2 separate regions of the Homo sapiens genome follow, and region 2 is linked to region 1. A link is an interaction called in ENCODE POLR2A ChIA-PET data of the cell type or tissue named here. Cell type or tissue: Panc1. All regions are shown on one strand. Links, peaks and the distances in the headings refer to the core of each region. The heading gives the core; the rest is flanking DNA. Region 1 overlaps DENND5B (DENN domain containing 5B). Region 2 overlaps DENND5B (DENN domain containing 5B).

Region 1 (8,343 bases), core at 128-8,127:
AACCATTTCCATGGGTTTTTATTTTTATCTATTTATTTTTTGAGATGGAGTCTTGCTCTGTTGCCCAGGCTGGAGGGCAGTGGCGCGATCTCAGCTTACTGCAAGCTCCGCCTCGCGGGTTCACGCCATTCTCCTGCCTCAGCCTCCTGTACAGGCACCCGCCACCACGCCCGGCTAATTTTTTGTATTTTTAGTAGAGACGGGGTTTCACGGTGTTAGCCAGGAGGGTCTCAATCTCCTGACCTTGTGATCCGCCTGCCTCGGCCTCCCAAAGTGCTGGGATCATAGGCGTGAGCCACCGCACCCGGCTCCATGGGTTTTTAAATACAGCTGTCAACTCTCCTTTTCCTCAAGTATGAAGTCACATGTTAAAAGAGGCTGTCCTTGGCTGTGTTTGATAAAGGGAGTTAGGCACTTGTTTCATCTGTTTCTTCCTCCAGGAAATAAGGTTAACAACACAGGTGGTGAAAGCCCAGCAACCTCCGATTGCACAAGGATACTGATGCCATGGCTTTGCTTTTCAGCCACAACTGGGAATAAAACTGGGAGCTCTGCTGAGGCAATTTTGCTGCTAAAAATGTACAAATGCCTAATTAGAGTTACAGGACCTACCAGAAGATGAGGACTTACAGTAACTAGCCAATACTACATTTACTTAACTTCTTTATAAACTATCAAACTGGAAAGTTACTCACAACTTTTGGTCTTTCAAAATTGTTGCCACCTCTTGCTTTGCTTCCATTTTGTCAGCCTGTGCTGCCAGTGGCTTTTAGCTTCTCTGGGTCAGTTGTTTTACATTATTACTCCCCTTCCTACAAAGGAACGTAAAGCTTGCCCTGAAACACCCAGAAAGGGTTCATTCTCTCTCTCCTTCTGTTATTTGCATTATCATGGTCAACAAATGCTTTCACAAAAACATTCCAAGCCACACACAGCCCTCCTCCTCCTTAGACATTCCTTCCATTTCCCGAGGGGGGATGGGCCCTGGAGAGGTGGGTGATTAGACCCTAACAAAGACAGGGCTCATGGTTATCCTTAAGAGGTAGACCACTGCACAGTTTAGATGGCCAAATTAAAAGTACAGAATCAAATTGCTGTTTGCAGTTCTTATCACTATGAATCTAACACTGAAATTCACATCTTCCCAAAGTACCTCAAATAACAAGAATAAAAATGCCAAGAATGAAGTTAGTCTAGGCTAATCTTTCCGAAGTGTAAAGAAGTTATAATCCCACAATTGAACACATTTCTCAGAGCTTTGTATGTTCTCTTTCCAGTTCAGCCAAGCTCCTGGGGTCTAGTGTTTAAAATACTCCAATTATATCATCTTGTGCGGACTGAAATTTTTTTCCAAAAGACTGGAAAAGTGACTAGCGATTCAAATATATAAAACAGTTTGTAACTTAAAAGATAGAAGTGAAGACTACCAGTACAGTAGGTAAAGCTGTGTGCATCCACAATACAAAGGATCAGACTCCAAGATGGATGGCTACTACATAACAATGCATTCTGGGTTTCTTTGTGATACCTGGAGAAAAAAAAAAGCCCGACTGGGTTGCACTATATTTACATGTTTACTGGCTTCTTCCTGGCTAGCACCACTCTTCCCCCCAACCCCCAACATTTTTAAGCTACTTATTTTAAGTCACAGGAATATTCAATCTAAGAAAAGCATCTTATTAGAGTAATATAATTTCTTAAAGAAGATAGCATATTTACACACATCTAACACATGAAAATACTCTATTTTATACTAAATTCCAGGTTCAAATGAACTACAATACAACATTTTGCCTTGTCTGTAGAGTGAGGATTGTTCCAAATGGGGCATATGTTTGGCTGCCCCTGCAGTGACTCACTACTGTCAGACAAGTCCAAATCGGTCCCCTAGTTGGGGAAGGAGCAAGGTTTGGACTGAGAGTTTCTAGCCAGTTGGGTTACACATCCACTCCTTTGATGAGTGATCCTTCTAGGACTATGGTGAAGTCCTGAATGGTCTGCAGAATTCGGATAAGGGAGTTGACAGTCATGCGGTCTCGCAGGAGAGCGCTCTCTTCATACATTCGAGTGATGGCAGGACACTCAGCTAACAATGGAATCCACTGTGGGAGCAGGCGATCCCTACAGACCCAAACAGAAACAATTCCTGAGCATTGCTGGCCTCGCTGCAGAACAAGGCACACAGTGGAGTCTGTATGAATGGGAAGGTGTGGGACTTGATGGTACAAAATGTATCCAAGCTAAGAGGTCAGGAGAGAGGAAATCAAAGCCAAGAAGTTGAATATTTTCTGGTAAAAAGACAGTGATGAGACAGTGTAAAGAAAGCTAAAGGGAAAACCCATTATTTTAAACCCAATTTAATGTACTTTAAGAGTTTAAAGTACATTAGAAAGTCTATGCACATTAAAGACATTCTCTATTCTGATTTTACCACCTTTAGAAAGAGGCAGAATGTCATTTTCTATGTCTTTTTTTTTAATAGGAGTGTTACTCTGTGGCAAGGCATGCCACAGTATACTGACCTTTTGGAAGAAAGACTACACTAAACTGTAGGGACTTGCTTTTTTTTTTTTTTTTTTTTTTAACTTATATAACATAACAGGGTGAGGAACAAAATCAAAGCAGAAAAACATTAAGTAGATTTTATAAACCAGATGAGAGTTTGCAATGGTCTAATAAATCAGAAGAGTATAGAGATAAAAGGAGATAAAGATCATGCTCAAAAGAAACTTTAAAAGCACAGCTAAAACTGGGCTCCTTTTATGAAGAAGAAATACAGAACTTAGTTCTGTAAACCAGCTGTTTCAGGAAGATAAAACCTCACATCTTCAATGTTTCCTGATCAAACCTGACATTAGTAACCCATTGCTAAGTTCCTAAGACATCCTTATTGAGCATCCCCAATCAGGCCATCTTCAGTCTCAAGTTGGGGCTCTTAAGGTTCAGGAAAAAACAAATACTACATGGGTAACTTAAAAAAAGAAATCTAAAGGTCTGTATGTTTCATTTCTTACAATTCTGAGATCTGTTTTAAAAGTAATGGATTGTATCGCTCCTATGTGCCACTTTCAAAAAATAAAGGGGTAGGAAATAGTCTTAAAGAGAAGATGATATTTATATAGCAAGAATCCCATAATGTTATTAAATGTAAATATAGTGGTATATATACACTATATAAGGTTTACTTAGTAAATATGTACAGTGTATGTGTCTAGTTATCTAACAACTTCCTTATTACCTATCTATCTGTCGAGCCAGTATACAGTCATGGTGGAGAGCTTGGGCTCTGAAGTGGGACAGGGTGTGAACCTGGCTCTGTCTCATTTTTCTGTGTGATCTTGGGAAAGTCTGCTAACTTACGTGTGCCTCATCTATTTTCTACTTTCTCATCTTTAAAATGAAAAAATCGGTTGCTACCTCATGTAGTGGTGGTGGTGAATTAAAGAAACCCAAGGGAGGAGGCAGAGGTTGCAGTGAGCCAAGATTATGCCACGGTACTCCAGCCTAGGCGATGGAGTGAGACTCTGTTTCAAAAGAAAAAGTAAAAGGAAAGAAACCCAAAGGAGAGCTCTGGAAGGGGTATGATCTGGTATAACCTTTTCTGGACTCTAGTTCAACATGTGACAAAGATAGGGAAAATAAAAAACTGGTTTTGTACCTTGTTCCAAGGCAAACTAAAATCTGGAATTTGCCATCCTTCCCAATGTTCCTGGGTGCAGTATTAATAGCATTTACGTAGTGGCAGAAGGTTTTGCAGGATGATTTCTGAATAAGGACATCATCTTCATTATCTAGAATCTGGTCAGTTGTTTCAAAATAAGCAACCACTTTCTCTGAGGAAAAAAGTCAGAATTATGTCACAATATGTGTCAACACTTCATATATAGAAAGATTCATCACTTAATTTATTATGGAAACACTAACGATGCTTTGCATACAGTCAGTCCTGAAGCCAATATCATTACTTTATCATTGATTTTAGGGGTCGATGTTTCATGGTAGAACAATAAATATGCTCCCAGGAATTTATTTTCTAATTTAGACTGCATTCCAGAAGACTGGAAAGTTTACTCCCTTTAAAATACCTTCAGGAAACAGAAACTGGCAAAAAAGAAAACAAAAATAGCATCTTCTGTTAAGACTGGAACCTTCTAGGAGTAACCAGCAATGACACGGTAGCCATTGAAATAATACCCCATGTTCTAGTTACAGAATGACTTGCTAACACTTTGCAACAAGATCCTTGAAATGTACCTGAATAAGTACCTGACAAAGAGAGATATATGTATATACACATGAGAAGCAGAAGCAATAAGATTCTAGGCATTCCAGAAGAAAAAAAAAAAATCACTCCTGGGGGCCTATCTCTGACAACTTTCCTTTTTTTGTCTATTCTAAGTTAGATGAAATAAACTACTTCATCTAGGCCTTATTTAGAAAACACAAAATGATTAATTGCCCATTTAAAGAAACTAGGAATTCTAGAAGAGCTGCATACCAAAAGAAAGATCACAAAGCTTAGCAAGCTAGAACAGAAACACTCCAAAAGAGCTTCCTGTGATGATGAAAATGTTCTCTATCTACAAGGTCCAATTTGGTAGCCACAAGTGGCTCCTGAGCACTTGAAATGTGGCCAGTGTTATTAAGAAAATGAAATTTACATTTACATTTGATTTAAATTAAATAGATTTGGCCAGGCATGGTGGCTCACGCCTGTAATCCCAGCACTTTGGGAGGCCAAGGCGGGCAGATCACCTGAGTTCGGGAGTTCGAGACCAGCCTAGCCAGCATGGTGAAACCCCATCTCTACTAAAAATACAAAAATTAGCTGGGCGTGGTGGCAGGCACCTGTAATCCCAGCTACTCAGGCTGAGGCAGGAGAATTGCTTGAACCCAGGAGGCAGAGGCTGCGGTGACCCAAGATCACACCATTGTACTCCAGCCTGGGCAACAGAGCGAGACTCCATCTAAAACAAACAAAAAAAATTAAATAGATTTAAATTTTAAATGGCTATATGTGGCTAATGGTTACTATACTGGACAACACAGAGCTAGAGGAATCCTTTTACAAAAATTGGCCAGGCACAGTGGCTCACACCTGTAATCCCAGCACCTTGGGAGGCCAAGGCAAGTGGATCACTTGAGGACGGAATTTGGGACCAGCGTGGCCAACATGGCAAAACCCCATCTCTACTAAAAATACAAAAATTAGGGGTGTGGTGGCAGGTGTAATCCCAGCTAATCAGTGGCTGGGGCAGGAGAACCGCTTGAACCCAGGAGGCAGAGGTTGCAGTGAGCTGAGATGGGGCCACTGCACTCCAGCCTGGGCAGTAGAGTGAGTCTCTGTCTCAAACAAACAAACAAAAACGTTCTATCATGTCACTACTTAGCTCAAAACCTTCCAACAGCTTCCAGTTTCATTCAGGATAAAGGCTGAAATCATTCCAATGACCTAGAAGGCCCTACACAACCTGGCACTGGCACTAAACACCCCCTCCCCCAATCTCCTACTTTCTCTCTCTTGCTGTGCTCCAGTCACACTGGGCTTGGAGTTCCATGGAAACACTTCCGCCTTGGGGCTTAGCACTGGCAGTGCTGTCAACCTGGAGTCCCTCCTCCCAGATATCTACATGGCTCACTTCCTCACCTACATGAAGTCTGTGCTCCAATGTACCTTGACATTCAGCAGAATCTAAAACCACCCCATTTGAAAGACCACTCCCCACTTTATTTCCTTTTATACTGCTCTATTTCTTTCCAGATCAATGGTCACATTTCTGACATACCATATGAATTACATATTTGTTATGTTTTTGTGTATTGTTTGTTTCCCACACCGACCTGAGTATAAGTTTGTCAACCATAGGATTTCTGTTTTGTTTACTAATGTATATCTTGAGCAACTCAAATACTATTTGGAATATTGTGCATATTACAATTTGTTGAGTAAATGAAAAACAAAGACAATACTTGATATTTATTTATCATTATTATATACACTTTTTGAGACACGGTCTCACTCTGTCGCCCAGGCTGGAGTGCAGTAGCTTGATCATGGCTGACTGCAGCCTTCACCTCCTAGGCTCCTGGGCTCAAGCGATTCTCTTGCCTCAGCCTCCCAGGTAGCTGGGACCACAGGTATGTGCTACCACACCCAGCTAATTTAATATTTATTTTAAAATATATATATCCTTGCCGGGCACGATGGCTCACTCCTGTAATCCCAGCACTTTGGGAGGCTGAGGCGGGTGGATCACAAGGTCAGGAGTTCAAGACCAGCCTGGCCAATATGGTGAAACCCCTTCTCTATTAAAAATACAAAAATTAGTTGGGCATGGTGGTGCACACCTGTAGTCCCAGCTGCTTGGGAGGCTGAGGCAGGAGAATCATTTGAACCTGGGAGGCGGAGGTTACAGTGAGCCAAGACCGCACCACTGCACTCCAGCTTGGGCAACAGAGTAAGATTCCGTCTCAAAAAAAAAAAAAGAAAAAAAATATATATATCCTTATCACTAACCCTTATTCACTCAGATTCCTGGGTCTTTGAGTTCCTAAGAAAGGCTTCAGTGACCTTAATGTAATACACATCTACTTTATTTACCTATGAAGTCCCAGATGAAGACATTCTTGTGAAAGATGCGGGCAGATTTGAACCCATGGTGGAAAACTTGCTCAAGGGCTGCAACCAGGCCATTTTCTCCACACAGCAACACGGTGAGGCTTCCTCTCTGTGGGGCATAACACACAGTGCCAAAGAAAAATCTCCTGCATCTATGTCTAAAAAAAACACTAGAGAAGCAAGTGCTGAAGGTAGCTATATGAAGCATGTTTTTACAGCTACCAGAAAGCTTACAAATGAAAATTCAAGCACCCCATATTGCCTCGTGTATCACATATAAAAGCATCTTTAAAAGTCCCACTATACTAAGTTTTATAGCCCATAAATACCTCTTTTTCAGGTTTATGAAAATGTTTCACAATATTGTTCACAGCTTCTCCAATTCCTTCTTGTATCTGCCCAGCATTGGGTTCTGTAAAATAATAAACAGTGGCTGCATTCTCATGGGAGAGAAATAAACCAAAGTACTATGGGACATCAACTGTGTCCACCTAGGCAGGAAATACGTCATCAGAGCAGGCTGGCTTTGCCAGGGGCTCCATAGAACTTGCCTCTGGCCTGTTTGGCCAAGTGGGAAGCATCCTGGCAAAATGGAAAATAATCCAAGCGATCCCTAGATTCAAATCCCAGCATTACCATCTGCAATCTATAACCCTAGCCTAGTGTCTAACTTCCTCTGAGCTTTCAGTTTCCTCAACTGAAAATAGGAAAAATACACGCCTCACTGGGAAAACTGGTAAGTTATAGGAGTAAATAACTAGCATGGCGCCTGTCACAAAATGCTAGCAAGCCCCCAAATATGAGAAGCAAGGTTGAGAAGTCCCAACATCACTCCTCAAATGTTCCCTTATGCTACCCACCTACGAGCCTGTTAGTGAAATGTTCCCTTATGCTATCTACCTACGAGCCTGTTAGTGGAATGTTCCCTTATGCTACCTACCTACAAGCCTGTCAGTGGGCATAGATTAAGGCTTCAGGCGCTCTGGATAGTTAACCTGGAGTTTGAAGATTTGCTGTTGTGTTTAAAATAAGGGGAAGATGCCAGGTACCCTGTGGCATCTGGGCCTGAAGCCCAGAACTCCCTCCCTTCCTGGCTAGTCAATCTGTCTCAGCACTGCTTCCTTCTGCCAGCCAGTACTTGCTCTTCTAGGCCACTTTCCTGAGGGACAGGTTGGTGGGCTGCTTGAATGCGACCTAAATCACTTTTGTCCACCAAACCCAAGGAATGGTTTGTTTTTTTAAAAAGGTGGTAAACATTTCAGAAGTAGGTAACAACAGAAAAGGTATATAGTTCAGATTTTCTTGTAGTTCTAATTTACTTAACACACTATAAAGGAAAACCCATACATCCTCATGTTTAAGAATCTCTGAATTCATACTGCTCAAGGATTTCTTGCATGAACATTTCTTTTTTCTTTTTTGAGATGGAGTCTCGCTCTGTCTCCTAGGCTGGAGTGCAGTGGTGCAATGTCGGCTCACTGCACCCTCCGCCTCCCAGGTTCAAGCAATTCTCCTGCCTCAGCCTCCCGTGTAGCTGGGACTACAGGTGCCGGCCACCATGCATGGCTAATTTTTTTGTATTTTTAGTAGAAATAGGGTTTTACCATATTGGTCACGCTGGTCTCGAACTCCTGACCTCAGGTGATCCGCCCACCTCAGCCTCCCAAAGTGCTGGGATTACAGGCGTAAGCCACCATGCCCGGCTAACGTTTCTTTCAGTAAAA
Region 2 (8,343 bases), core at 185-8,184, 130 kb after region 1:
AGGCTGGAATGCAGTAGCACAATCATTGTTCATGGTAACCTTGAACTCCTGGGCTCAATCAATCCTCCTGCCTCAGTCTCCCAAGTAGCTAGGATTATAGGAATGTGCCACCACACCTGGCTAATCTTCTTTAAAATTTTTTGTAGAGAGAGACAGGGTGTCACTATGTTGCCCAAGCTGGTCTCAAACTCCTGAGCTCAAGCAATCCTCCCACCTCAGCCTCACAAAGTGCTGTGATTACAGGTATGAGCCACTACACAAAGCCAGGATAACTTATTTTTGCTTCTTACCTAAATATTCAGAAATAGGGGAAAGTTGGTAATACCAGTTTATAAATAAAATGTTTAAATCTTTTATAACAATAAGAGCAACAGGCTGTATCATATAGTCAAGGTTTGTAGTAGGCTATGCTACCTAGTTTTATATAAGCACACTCTATGATGTTTGCACAATAACAAAACCTCTTAATAGTGATTTTCTCAGAATGTATCCTCATCGTTAGGCATATGAGAATAAACGAATAATTATGAACATGGGCTAGTTGAAAGAACACAGGAATACTACTGACTTTGTGTAAAGATTTTTACCTTGTTTGTACAAATTCTACAATAATGGTTTTGTAGGACTATGAAGGTTATTTAATAAAAATTTAAGGCTGGGCATAGTGGCTCACGCCTGTAATCACAACACTGTGGGAGGCCAAGGTGGGTGGATCACTTGACATTAGGAGTTTGAGACCAGCCTGGCCAACATGGTAAAAACCCATCTCTACTAAAAATACAAAAAATTTGCCAGGTGTGGTGGCGCGTGCCTGTAATCCCAGCTACTCGGGAGGCTAGGGCAGGAGAATCACTTGAATCTGATTCAGGGAGGCAGAGGTTGCAGTGAGCTGAGACTGCACCACTGCACTCCATCTGGGTGACAAAGTGAGACTCCGTCTCAAAAAAAAAAAAAAATTAAGATTTGTGACACTGGGTGCAGTGGCTCACGCCTGTAATCCCAACACTTTGGGAGGCTGAAGCAGGAGAATCACTTTGGACCAGCCTGGGCAACATATCAAGACCTTTTTCTCTACAAAAAAAAAAATTTTTTTTTAATTAGGCATGGTGGTGCACACCTGCAGTCCTAGCTACTCAAGGGACTGAAGTGAAAGGATTACTTGAGCACAGAAGTTCAAGGCTGCAGTCAGCTCTGATAGTGCCACTGTACTGCAGCCTGGGCAACAGAGTGAGACCCTGTCTCTAAAAAGAAAACAGAACGTAAGACTTGCGATTATAAGCCGAGTGTGGTGGTGCATGTCTGCAGTCCGAGCTATTTGGGATGCTGAGGTGGAAGGATCACATGAGCCCATAAGTTCAAGGCTGCAGGGAGCTATGATTGTGCCACTGCACTTCAGCTTGGGTGACAGAGTGAGACCCCATCTCTAAATACATACACATACATTTTTTAAAATTGCGATTATAATTATACTGAAATTATGTTTAAATTATCATTATTATTATTATTGTAACAGTATTGGATTCTTTCACAGTATGATATAGAAATAGATGAGAAATAACCAGGGAAACTACATTATTAATTTTGTACTTCTGTAAGACCATTCCACATACTTATAGTTTTGCAGATATACTTACATGGTGGGTAAATTTTATTGCCATAAATGTTTATTAAGTTGTACTTCTGTGAGAGACTACAGTATGTCAATTCCTTTCAGGATGAGTTCTAAACAACTTCCCATTTTGTATGAAGGAATGAACAAAAAAAGGAATGAACTTGAACTCTGTTCAATTATATACAATTAATCAGTAGAAAAACTGTTACATAGATATGCTTTTTACACTAAGATTAAACTCATCTATTCACTAGTAACACAATATTACTGGTATAAATAGACTACTCAAAATTCTGTACTGCCAACCAACAAATATATTGAGCCTTGCTACAAGCTTAGCCAAGCATATTAGGAATATAGAAAATTTATCAGTAATGGTTCTTCCCTCAGCATTTATAGAAGAAATTCTTGAAAAGGCAAAAATTCAACTGTTAGAGACAATTATAGCACAATGGAGAGGCTTTAGAGCATATCTTAAAATAATTTAAATATATGCATTAAAAGCTACTCTTTCCGAAAAAAGTGATTACACTTATCTTGCACGTAGATGTATGGGTATGAAAACTAGGTTGCCCCTTGTTTATTGGGCTGAACTTGCTCCTTTTGATAATTACTAAAGTATGTCATTTATTTATATTCATTTTCTCTAATGATGTACAGCATATTCTCTGTGTTAGTATATCTCGCACCTAAACAAATTAAGCATGGGTGGGCACGGTGGCTCGCGTCTGTTAGCTCTTTGGGAGGCTAAGGTGGGCAGATCACTTGAGCCCACGAGTTTGAGACCAGCCTGGGCAACATGGCAAAACCTTGTCTCCACAAAAAATATAAAAATTAGACAGCTGTGGTGGTGCACACCTATAGTCCCAGACAGCTACTTGGGAGGTTGAACTGGATCACCTGAGTCTAGGGATGGTGAGGTTGCAGTGAGCTGTGATCACGCCACTCCTCTCTAGCCTGGACAATAAGAGTGAGACCCTGTCTCAAAAAAAAAAAAAAAAAAAAGTTAACCCCAAGCCATGAAGAAACCTTGGCCCATTATCTATTTTTTCCATTTCTTCATCACATTTGAGCTTTCATCATTGATGATAGCAGTCATTTTTCTGTTCTTTGGTTGCAAAACAATATACGATTTATGTGCTCCTTCAAGACTGATATAATATCTGACTGCCATTAACACCTACCTTTTCAAGAGCTGACCATCTGATCTATATATTATTTAAGTTCTTTCCTTTGTTTCTTGGGCTGCTCAACTTTAATGCAATTTATTTTCCTGTCTGTAATTTTAAAAAATTTCAGGCTGGGCCCTGTGGCTCACACCTTCTAATCCCAGCACTTTGGGAGACTGAAGTGGGAGGGCTGCTTGAGTCCAGGATGTTGAGGCTGCAGTGAGCCCTGATCGTGCCACTGCACTCCAGCCTGGGCAACAGAGTGAGACCCTATCTCAAAAAAATTAAAAAGAAGAAATTAGAGCATATAGAGAAGTAAAACAGAAATAATTAACACTGTGTGTAGATACCTTCCCTCCTGAATTCAACAAATGTTAACACTTTGCTATATTCATTTCACAACTTTTTAAAACAGAAATATGAATCTTAAATTCGGCTGGGGAAAAAAAAACAGAAATAAAAACTTTAGATAAATGAAAATTCCCTCAGCTGGAGCTCAGAACATCAGCCTCCATTCTGCACATCCATATCTTTCAGGACTGTTTCCTACATGTATAAACTACCCCACTACAACCCACGGTGATTCCTTTTTTCTCTAAGCCCTACCCACTTGATTATCTAATATAGGCAAATGTTTGTTTTGTTTTGTTTTTCTGTGAGAATGTCCTCTATCCTGCGCTTAAAGCGGACTATGAGTAGTTAGCACCCTGTATCACACCCAGCTCTATGCCCTAATTCTGTATTGGCTGTTTGCTGCCTTTGTCTTGAGACTTAAGGTGAAAACCATCTTAGCTGAGGTGAAGGGCAGTGAAAAGTATAGCACAGTACTGAATGAGAAGTGCATAGAAATATGAACTGATAAAAGAAACAATCTCTCCATAACTACACAAGCTTCAGTTAAATTAACAGCTGTAGCCTTAGTTTTACTAACGATTGTATTTGGACGTTAGTCTGTAAAAGAATTCACCTCCCATAGGAACAATGTTATAAGATGATTAAGTCTCCTCATTTCCCAGCCCTAAACTAGTAGGGGTGCTTTTAATGATCCAAGACTGGGATCTGGGAAGGTCAGGGAGGAGAAAGTGACAGAGATCAAGTTCAGAAGTCCTTGAATCCAGAGTTGATGAAGGGCTGGGAAGTGAAGCACAGGGGTTCTGGGAGTCTAAGAAGTCAAATGACACTTTGGGGATCATCAAACACTATGAAGTTTATCCTTTACTGTGCCTTTCTGCCTCACACTAACCCTTCCTATAACTTGTTACCTGCAGCTATGTACTCTTGCCTTTGCAGGTGGATGAGAAAGTGGGGGCTCCTTCCCTCAACTCAGCCTTGCATTGCTGGAATAAAAAGCCTGAGTTCCCAAAGGTAGATCTGCGGGCAGTCTCTGCAATGGGAGCAGTGCAAAGTGGAGAGGCAGGGAAAGAGCTTTATAAACTGAAGCTCTGGAAGTCAGAAACCTCTCACATTCAGCTTCTCTGATTACACAGCTCATCTTTCCTCCTCAACCAGACTGGATGTCCCACTATCAGAGACTATGAACACATAAAACTTGATTCAAATATTTTAGGAAATAACACTACACAAACAAATAATTCAAAAAATGTTAGACTTGAATTATCTTTAAGAGCCTGAGCAGTCCCTCTCCCTCTCTCATTGTTTACATTAGGAGAACACAGATGCTCAGCTAACATGGTTTGCCTAAGGTGAGAATTAAAGACAGAGCTGAGGCTTGAATTAAGAGTCTCCAGAAACCCAGTCTCAAAGACAGTGTCTTCCTCTATTAAATGTCCACCTCTGTACCCTTGTGCCAGGACCAGGGCTAAGCATGTAAGCATGAGGCACATACTCAATAAAAATGGGCCAACAGACTTTTCTACATGTAATCTGTGAGCTTTGAGGCACTATTCAAATATACCTTTTTTTTTTTTTACTAAGATAGTTAGCAAGCAAATATCTTCAAGCAGCTTTTAATCAAGCTTTTAGTACTGTATATTACCTTCCCTTCTCAAACTAACTTAAAATCACCTTAATTCCACACTCACTGCATCATACTCAAAAGCATAGCTAATTTTCTGGGTTTTTTAAATCTTTTTTTTTTGCCTCATGCTGTGCTAATTTAACCTCATCTTGGTAAACAAGAAAATGGTCCTAGTTTGACAGACTCTAGCTGCAGCAACTGCAGCTGGCCTATATGCAAACCAATTTTGTTCATTCTTTATCCTGGCAGGGAGCCCTGCCCTAGAATTGTTTTAGGGCTAATCAGCATTAAACCTGCGTCAGAAATGTTGCTGAAAGCAGCCCTAGAGCAAGACCACAGCAACAAAGCTCTTCAGGAAAGGGATGACAAATGCAGCAGCTATGTAAAAATCTATGGGAAGACTTTTGTTCATGAGAGTAAAAGTGGGGCCTAGCTTCTTTTCTGTGCTTTGGCACTTATCCTGTGGAAATGACTTCGAAAGGAGATACGGAAGACAAACGATGCACCAAATTTGCTCTATTTCTTTCTTTCTGGGTGCTTGGTGATTAGCCAAAAAATGTTACTAACTTCAGATGGTAGCAAATGGTAAAGAAATTAGATTTGCATCCTTTGCTACTCTCTGAACTTGAAAACACTGCATGACTTGTCTTTTTGAAAACACTGCATGACTTGTGAGTTAGCATGATTTTCTATAGGATGAACCTGAGGTACAAGAAACAGATGTGCATAATGACACCTTGAGTAGATATAAACAACTCTGTCTAAAAACTTTGTTAATGGATAAATTCCTTAACAACAAATGATTAAATATTGGAGTGGTTTTCTTTCTACTCATCTGCTGGATTCAGTCTGTACCTTTCAGTGTATCACATTCATTTTACATTAGAATTTGAATGTATTAGCAATCTAATACATTGTTAGTAACTTTCACAAGTACTCACAAAAGAAGGCCATTAGGCTTCCCTAAATGCCACCAGATCTGTGGGGCTCACACAGAAGTCAAAAAAGGACAGTCCATTTTTGTCTGATCACTGTAGTTCTTGAACATATGGTTGCTTTCTGTGTCTGCTCACTTAATTCTCATTAAATGACTAGTAAATCAGTAACTGCAACAGATAAGCATGCTTCAGAATTTTTTTATAACAGCTTTATTGAGCTATATTGCACATACCCTTACACTCACCCTTTTAAAGTATACAATTCAGTGATTTTAGTATATTTATAGAGTTGTGTGAGCATCACTACTATCTAATTTTAGAACATTTTCATCACCCCAAAAAGAAACCCTGCACCTCACCTTAGCAGAGAGACTTTTTGATATGGTAGCCATCCCTGTTTGCTAGGTGTGTTTGCTACCTGTTCAGGCATTTCTTGGCCTGTGTCAACTGGAACATGGCAAAAAAATTTTATAGTGTTTAGGCAATAAATGAAAACCCTCATAAAATGTGTTTCAAATAAGCTTTTTCTCTAGTCCAATCCTATCCATGTACCAGCTTGGAGACTTTCATTCTAAGAAATAATTTATTTGCAGAAGAGTTAATAAACACTATCCAACTTACAGATATCAAAATGAATTGTGATAACATCTACAAAAATCAGTTTCCTGCAGATATTCTGCGTTGAAGTTCTTACTAATCAACTATAGGGTGCTATAGAACTTTTTAACCTTGTTTCCAAAATATGGGAAGACAATTTTGCATTATTGCAGTTTCCAGGCACTTATAATGAATTAAAATGAAACAGCTGTTAATCATATGCAGCAAATCTCTAGCTAGTATAGAAGTTAGGCACACCTAGCATAGAAACTAGGCAGATAATGGAACTGAAATAAACTTAGTAAGCAAAGAAAGTTAATAGAAAGATAATGTGAACCATATATATAATTTAAATTTTTCTAGTAGCTACTTTTTTTTCTTTTTGAGAAAGAGTCTCACTCTGTCATCCAGGCTGGAGTACAGTGGTGTGATCTCAGCTCACTGCAACCTCCACCTCCTGGGTTCAAGCGATTCTCCTGCCTCAGCCTCCCGACTAGCTGGGACTACAGGTGTGTGCCACCATGCCCGGCTAATTTTTGGTATTTTTAATAGAGACAGGGTTTCACTGTGTTAGCCAGGATGGTCTCGATCTCCTGACCTCATGATCCACACACCTCGGCCTCCCAAAGTGCTGGGATTACAGGGGTAGCTACATTTTAAAAATAGTTAACAACAACAACAACAACAACAACAAAAACAGGAAAAATTCATCATGACAATAAATTTTACTTCTTGTATCCAAAATATTGCTCCAACATGTAATAAACATACAAAAATGTTAGTGAGATATTAAATCTTTGAAATCCAGTGAGTATTTTACATCTACAGCTCATTTCATTTTGAACTAGTCAAGTTTCAAATACTCAAGTCACATGTGGCTAAGTGGCTCCCATATCAAGCAGCACAGCCTTAGATCATTAAAGTTGGTCTTTTTTTTTTTTTTAATTTCATCATAAGGGATTGCCTGGCTATAAGGATGCCAAGGGAAATAATGCTAACTGAATAAAATAGGCGTCAAAAACAATAGAAAAGGTTATATCAATGTTATATATAGTAAGTTCAGAGATAAGGCATTAGAATTCCACTGTACATTCTGTGGGGTGTGCAGATATCAGACATTCACTTTAGTACAAAAAAACTTTTTTTTTTTTTTAATATTTAGAGACAGCGTCTCACTATGCTGCTCTGGCTGCACTCGAACTCCCGGGTTCAAGTGATCCACCTGCCTCAGCCTCCAGAGCAGCTTGGGAATACAGGCACACACCACTGCACCTGGCTATTCTACCAATACTTATTTTTGTAGACTGAACTGTACAGGGTTAAGTAAAATTATAATGAGAAAATTGCTGATTGTATTTCAATTAAATTTAAGAAACAGTTTCATTTTTGTTAGTCTGTCCTATACAAGATGCCTACATAAAACAGAAATGTGTGTGGGTTTTTTTAGTGGCTTTTCTACTCCTGTATATCTAGCGTCAACAAAGACCACCACCATCCATCCAAACCATTAAACCAAGGAATGATTCTTGCTTCCTCTTGCTTCCCCTAGCCATTTAAGTAACTGCCTGTAATGCTAAGTTCCGTTCCATCCCCATGCCTTAGTTTAGGTACACTTCATCTCTTGTCCAGACTACTTCAGTAGCCTCCTACCTGGCCTCCCTATCAACCAGACTCCATACTATTGCCAAAATCATCTTCTTAATATGCTAATCTGATCATTATAATCCCCTGCATAAAATCTTTCAGTGGCTCTTTATGACTGGATAAAAATTCCTTAGCTTGTAATACAAATTTATATTTGGCCCTTGGCTACCCTCTTCAATTCTATTTACTACCCTTCCTCTTCTCTCTCATGTTAGCTATAGTAAATTTGCTGTCATATCCTCACCCCTTTCTGCTTTTACAAATGTTTTCCCTCAGTTTAAGACATCCCCCACTCAATCCTTGCCCACTTAGCAAACATCTGCTCATGGTGCAGAGTTACATTCTCAGTGAAAATTTCCCCATCTCCCACTAGGGAGAGTTAGATAAACACCTCTAAACGCTGAT

Evidence for each region. Peaks named below come from ENCODE experiments on the same cell type or tissue, not always from the same donor. Only the 100,000 strongest peaks of a DNase experiment are listed, where the experiment ranks them.
Region 2: POLR2A ChIA-PET joins it to region 1 with 23 read pairs; 3 of 35 experiments call an interaction of 5 or more read pairs at or near these places.

Annotation. Positions count from the first base shown.
Region 1 is chr12:31,385,666-31,394,008 of GRCh38, forward strand. It overlaps DENND5B (DENN domain containing 5B), which reads right to left. Exons shown (of 21, transcript NM_144973.4): 18 at 6,949-7,031; 19 at 6,602-6,728; 20 at 3,659-3,833; 21 at 1-2,121. The coding sequence ends at 1,938. Among named protein-coding and RNA genes, the nearest start is that of LINC02387, 21 kb to the left of the region's middle. In Panc1, for the core only: no CTCF peak of the experiment used is centred there; no DNase peak of the experiment used is centred there.
Region 2 is chr12:31,513,881-31,522,223 of GRCh38, forward strand. The region is part of intron 1 of DENND5B (DENN domain containing 5B); the gene reads right to left. Among named protein-coding and RNA genes, the nearest start is that of DENND5B-AS1, 72 kb to the right of the region's middle. RefSeq lists enhancers at 4,600-5,137, 5,138-5,674 and a silencer at 4,875-5,169. In Panc1, for the core only: no CTCF peak of the experiment used is centred there; a DNase peak (open chromatin) is centred at 5,051; H3K4me3 peaks cover 239 bases; H3K27ac peaks cover 1,781 bases.